Regions from separate parts of the Mus musculus genome. Here region 1 is linked to region 2. Evidence: chromatin loops called from intact Hi-C (ENCODE). Cell type or tissue: heart. All regions are shown on one strand. Links, peaks and the distances in the headings refer to the core of each region. The heading gives the core; the rest is flanking DNA. Region 1 has its middle 130 kb from the start of 4930435F18Rik. Region 2 has its middle 340 kb from the start of Gm25985.

The links. A loop is a pair of places that touch in the nucleus more often than their neighbours do. Peaks named below come from ENCODE experiments on the same cell type or tissue, not always from the same donor. Only the 100,000 strongest peaks of a DNase experiment are listed, where the experiment ranks them.
Region 1: it touches region 2 in a loop (12-fold over the local background); 17 of 42 quality-filtered maps call a loop at or near these places.

What each region holds. Positions count from the first base shown.
Region 1 is chr13:116,710,806-116,713,726 of GRCm38, forward strand. No RefSeq gene overlaps it. Among named protein-coding and RNA genes, the nearest start is that of 4930435F18Rik, 130 kb to the right of the region's middle. In heart, for the core only: a CTCF peak has its summit at 1,618; no DNase peak of the experiment used is centred there; H3K4me3 peaks cover 1,640 bases; H3K27ac peaks cover 1,022 bases; H3K27me3 peaks cover 716 bases.
Region 2 is chr13:115,449,764-115,452,684 of GRCm38, forward strand. No RefSeq gene overlaps it. Among named protein-coding and RNA genes, the nearest start is that of Gm25985, 340 kb to the left of the region's middle. In heart, for the core only: a CTCF peak has its summit at 1,692; no DNase peak of the experiment used is centred there.

The sequences.
Region 1 (2,921 bases), core at 107-2,606, 1.3 Mb after region 2:
GGAGAGGGGGAGAGAGAGAGAGAGAGAGAGAGAGAGAGAGAGAGAAGGAATAACCTAAAAGTATAAAGACAGAAGGATGATAATGTGTGTGGAGGCTTGAGGCGCGTTTTGAATCAGAAAACTGTTTCTGTAGAAGTTTTCAAGAGGAGTGACAGGTACAGTCCCTAGGCCACATTCTCTGAGCCCTTCTGCTTAATACCTTAGCACTCATTAGGTTCTGCTTTGTGAGAAAGGAAGCACTGAGGGCGGTGTGGGGTGTGTGTGTGTGTGTGTGTGTGTGTGTGTGTGTGTGTGTGTTGCTGGGTGGACTACGGCATTAGGGATGCACACTGAAGCTTGGGAGGCTCCATTCTCAGGTCTGCAAAGATTTGGGAGTTTGAGTCATTTCGTTACGGACCAGAGAGATTTTTTAAAAAATAAGTACAGCCATAAAACGGCGAGCGGGTCCTTGGAATAAACTGAAAATCTAAGTCCTCAGAGCCAGTCAACACAACACAGCAGATAGTACAGCACCAGACAGAGACCTGAACGCTCTTAGCTCCGTGTCTGTGCTCTGTGTGAGCGCCGCCCTCCTCGACCTTTGCGCATAAAAACTTGTGAGTTGGGGTTTCTCATATTCTCTTCCTCCGCCTCCTGTTAGGCCATGTCTCCTTTTAGCAGCGACTCCCAGCTGAGGACCCAAGTTCAGAATCTTCTCTATGTATAGGACCGAAAGTCAGAGTGGTGTCCCAAGGGCCAAACTGGAGATCTAACCTTCCTGGAAGGTCTCCCTTGGAAGATCCTCCCTCCCTCCCTCAGCCCTCCAGTCTGATGTTTGGAGAAAATCTCGCTTCCCAACCTCCGAATCTCATTACTCGGTGGGTTCTGTCCTTGACTGAACAAGCCTGGCTGCCAAGGGCAGGTGCCAGTTCGCTGGAGGCTAACCCTGTCTAACAGCCCCGGCTGTGCACCCCCCTCCCCCGCCCCTCTGCAGCTGCCCTTACTTCCCTTTTTTTAAATCTTTTAAAAACTCCAGAACCCTCATCATTTTTTTTAAAGGTCCTCAACGTACCGTGTTATTAAAAAAGAGGCTCTGGATCTGCAGGGGCGTTAGCAACCCAGGGGGCTAGGGGATAAGGGGACCGGGGCAGGCCCCGGGAAGAGGCATCTGGAAAGGAAGGGGGGACATTTGCATAAAGCTTTGTCTTGAACGGGCCGAGGGTTATAACGCTAATTACTCAAGATTAATGTGAAGATCGGTCTCCATTGCTCACTAAGATTTATTTAAACACCGAACTGCTGGAGGTCCAGGCTGTAAACCATCCCACCCGGCCTCGGGGCGGGACTTTCTCCTTGTGTGAAGTTTTTTTTATTTTATTGTATTTTTCCAAGTCCACCTGAGACAGAATGAGAGCTGAGGCGGGGTGAGAGGGAAAAGCCATTCTAGAGGATATTGTTCTCTAAAGTAACACCTCCGGGCCTCGGATGTATAAACAGACCAAGTGCATTTCCCAGTCTTTTCCCTTTGCAGACTTTCAAATGAAGGAAAAAAAAAAAAAAAAGCAACAAAACAAAACCTTTTAGCGTTGTTGGTACAGAGCGTAAAGGAGCAAACTTGGTGCTGGCGCGCCTCCTAGTGTCTTCAAAGGGAAGAGAAACCGTAAAGGCACGCTGCTCCACTAAGAAGGCATAGAGCCCTGAGCTGGCTCCTTCATAGGATTGCTGACAGTCATGGGGGCATGACTGTTTTATGCTGAGCATGCACACGCACATACATCCGCGGCTGCGCCCAGGATCACAGTCAGAACTTCCGGTATTCCAATTCAGACTATAAGATCGAAAGTCATCTTCTCTCAAAATATGTACCTCAAGGTAGGGAGAGTGGAGAGCCCGTAGTTAAAATTTTTCTGACTTTTCCAAAGTACTATCAGACTAGAGCCCAATTTTTAAAAAGACGTCGATTTAACACTTAATTTTTTAATGTATCTTATTTGATAGATATTATTTCCCTGTAGAAACCCTCAGGATTGCTATTTCTCTTTAGGTTCCTTGGAGATGTTGCAAAGATGATATTAATGTATGGAAAACTGAATTTTGCGCTTTAGTATCAGGCTGTGACTTGAAACAACTGGAGACTTCAGAGAATAATTTCCTGCTTTGCTGCTTCTTTCCTTGGGGGTAAATTATGTTGTGAGGAACTTCAACATCAATAAAACAACGACCTTAACACAAAGCTACTACTGAGAGAAGGGCTAGAAGAAGCAGTGGACTGTAAGCCAGAAAGCCATTGACTCCTTTTGGACAAATAGTTTTCCCAAAGGAGCCTTCGTTTTCTGTAAAGGGCATAATCCCAGTTAGCTTGCTAACACATCTTCTGCACTCAGAGAAAGTACAAACTCCAAACACACAAAGAACAAACATGGCTTTACTGAGAAGCCTGAAGATATTTTTATGAGGTGTTGAATTCATTTCCCGAAGAGACAAGTCATGCAACCCAGATTTTTGAACTTTGCTTTGAAGTGTGGATGATGTTTAAGGTTTTTACAATATCCTTAACAACATTTTTAAAAATGTTAGTTTTCATTGTCACTTAAAAAAATTCTCATCTGGAATATTTAGGCAAAAGAGAACCCTCTATAAATAAAGTGCTTTCCTTTTATGGTAATTTACACAAGGATTTGAGTCATAAAGGAGCTGGGGGAAAGATAGGGCATACAAATAACAGCAATGATGGGAAATACACATTTCTGGGTATTTGTCTGATTCCTGGTATCACTCTGAGAATTTTATTAGCCAAGACTTGAACTTGTAAAGCCATGGTTTCACTCTGAAGATCATTTGTCCCTAATTATCCCCTGCCTTCCCTCAATTTACTAGAAGGACAGGTGTCTTTTTTTTTTTTCTTTGCAAGATTTTGTTAAAAACAAAAGTCAACATCTTTC
Region 2 (2,921 bases), core at 186-2,685:
TCATCAATGCTCTCAGTACACTCGGAAACACTAAATCCCTGAGCAGACGGTGCTGCTGCGTAGCCACACAGACTCAGCTGTTGATTTATAGATTCCAGTTCACTTTGTATTTATTATTGTATTACGTGTTTGCATGTTCATGCACATGTACATACATGTACATACATGTGCTCACACTTTACTGCACACATTCAAGTCACAGAACAAATCTGGGGAGTCAGCTCTCTCCTTCTACCACGTGAGTCCTGGAGATCAAAGTCATTTCTCAGGTTTTACAGCAGACGCCTTTACTGGCTCGTTCAACTTTCTGGCCCATGTATAGTTTGAATATATAAGAAAACTTATATTCCTATAAAACATGAATCCATTTACTTATTTTTAAATTGCTTAATGTGGAAGTGCAGTGATCTTCAATAGACTTATAGCATATGTAGACACATTATCCTCAGTTTATACCTTAAAACCACAGGGCTAGCTTTTGTTGCCTGAATTCTGAGACTGTTTCATTTTGATTTTAGTATCAGATTTTTCAATGACTCAAGTGTATGTCTCCCTTTCTTCTTCTTCCGAGAATAGCCAGTGCAGCCAGGGTTAAGGTTAGAAGCTTCTATACCATTTTCACACTACAAAGAGGAAACAATCACAAATATGACTACAATGAAACTAATATTATAACCATGCCATTTAAATTGATTTTATTATTCAACAGGTAATTATTGAATAATTACTGCCTGCAGCACCAGCGCTTTGTGTCAGGAACTGCTTCTGTAATTCATACTCTGTGTTTTTCAGAATTTGCCTAATCAGCTTCCTATAAGTAAAGCACAAACTACTACATTTTCTTTAATTGGAATGTCCTAGGAGATACCTTCTCCATTATATTCCCTAAAAGTCCATTCTCTCAAATCCCTGATACATGCAGAGAAATGGCAGTCTATCATCTTTTTTCTATGTGTGCGTATTATTTTCAGCACACAGTAAACAACAACTTATCACGGAAAGACTGTGGGAGGAACAAGGACTATGTTAGGAAGACTGTTATTTATTATTATTATTTATTATTTTTCTCTCTTTTTTTTTACACTCCATATTTTATTCCCCTCCCTGTCTACCCTTCGACTGTTCCACGTCCCATACTTTCTCCCCTCCCACCTGTCTTCATGACAATGTCCTCACCCCACCTCACCAGACCTCTAAACTCCCTGGGGCTTCCAGTCCCTTGAGGGTTAGGTGTATCTTCTCTGACTGAAACCAGACCCGGCAGTCCTCTGCTGTATATGTGTTGGGGACCTCATATCAGCTGGTGTATGCTGCCTGGTTGGTGATTCAGTGTTATATGTTACAAATATAAAAACCCTACAAGTAACTATAATCCTAGATGCCCTAAATCATGTAATTACAACATCCAGAACAGATTGAAATTAATACAAATGAGTTTTAAATATACATGTGTTTGTTGGGAAAAGCTTTAAGGGGTGGTGTGTGTGTGTGTGTGTGTGTGTGTGTGTGTGTAGCTTTCTACTTTAGCTCTATAGCTTAAGAAACAAAATAAACTAGAAAATTAGCAAAAGGGTATGCTAAACTGATTAATAACCATTTGACTAGACATATAAGAAGTAACTGAATGTTGCACATTATCTGGTCTCCAGGTTTACTTATAACAAGTTTTACCACCCTTGAACAGTAGGGGACGATATTTCATTAGTTTAAGGAAAATCACAGAGATATTTAAAAGGAGAAAAAAAATTACCATTAATAGGATCAAAAAGCTAGTCAAAAGCAAAGACAAATTTGATTTTGTTGTTTAAGATTGAATTAAACTCACTTTGTTTAAAAATGTTTCTTTTCACTTGTTTTTCAGGATTGGTTCTGTTGCTTGTGGGTATTTGGTATTTCTCACCAGCTGTGTTATATTCATGTCTTACTAGGGAAGAAACATTTATCATTTGTACTGTTTCTATCTCTGCAATAACAATTCACCATAGAGGCCAAGTATGCAGACAAAAAAAGATTGGCTTCTTTAAGTTATTTTATCCTTTAGCTTTGCCGCAAAGACAAAAACAGAAGTAATCCATCTACAGAGTTTCAATAGTACTCTCTATTGTATTCTGTGTAATGCTTCCGGGGGTAAGGGTTGGAAAAGCCTTGTCAAATGTACTTACTCCAACGATGTACTCAGTAGGAGATTCATTTCTGTCATGGAACAGTTCTAGAGTACATTATAGTGGAAGGAGAATCTCACAAAAAAGAATAGAAGCTAAACTGTATTTGTATAGATGAAGAAAAACTATGTAAGGAAACACATTTAGAGTAGATTTAGTTCATTTTTAAGGTTTGGTAAATATTTCTACACTACAATAAAATATTCTACACTAATATTTCCCTAAAAGCCCAAAACAGAAAATTTATGTATCATTGGTGAAAATGATGTAGATCTAATATTGAGTCTTTTAATGATAGGTATCAGTGAACTATTGCAGTTGATAAATAGTATGTGATACTTTTTTCATGACTCATATTTCTAGTTTATGGTTACCTGTGGCCCTTTCTATTCATTGCTTTGCTAAGTAATACCATAGTACTTACGACTATAAAATATTAATATGTGTTATTTTCACATTTTATTTATTTTAAGATCTTACATTTTTCATACACACAATGTCTATGGAAATCTAATAACACAATGTTTCTGATGATGTTATGCAATAGTTTGCTGTTAAATAAATCACAAAACCTCCATAAATACCACTTTTTGTGATTGCTTTCTGTAGTCATAGAAAATCAAATATAAATTTACCTAATTTATAAATTTATCAATGGCTTTGGTTTTACAAGTAGATAATATTTTCTTAGAAAATATGATTGAGGTGTAGAGATCTCTGAGGTCCAAGCCAGCCTGATCTAGAGAGTGAGTTTCAGGA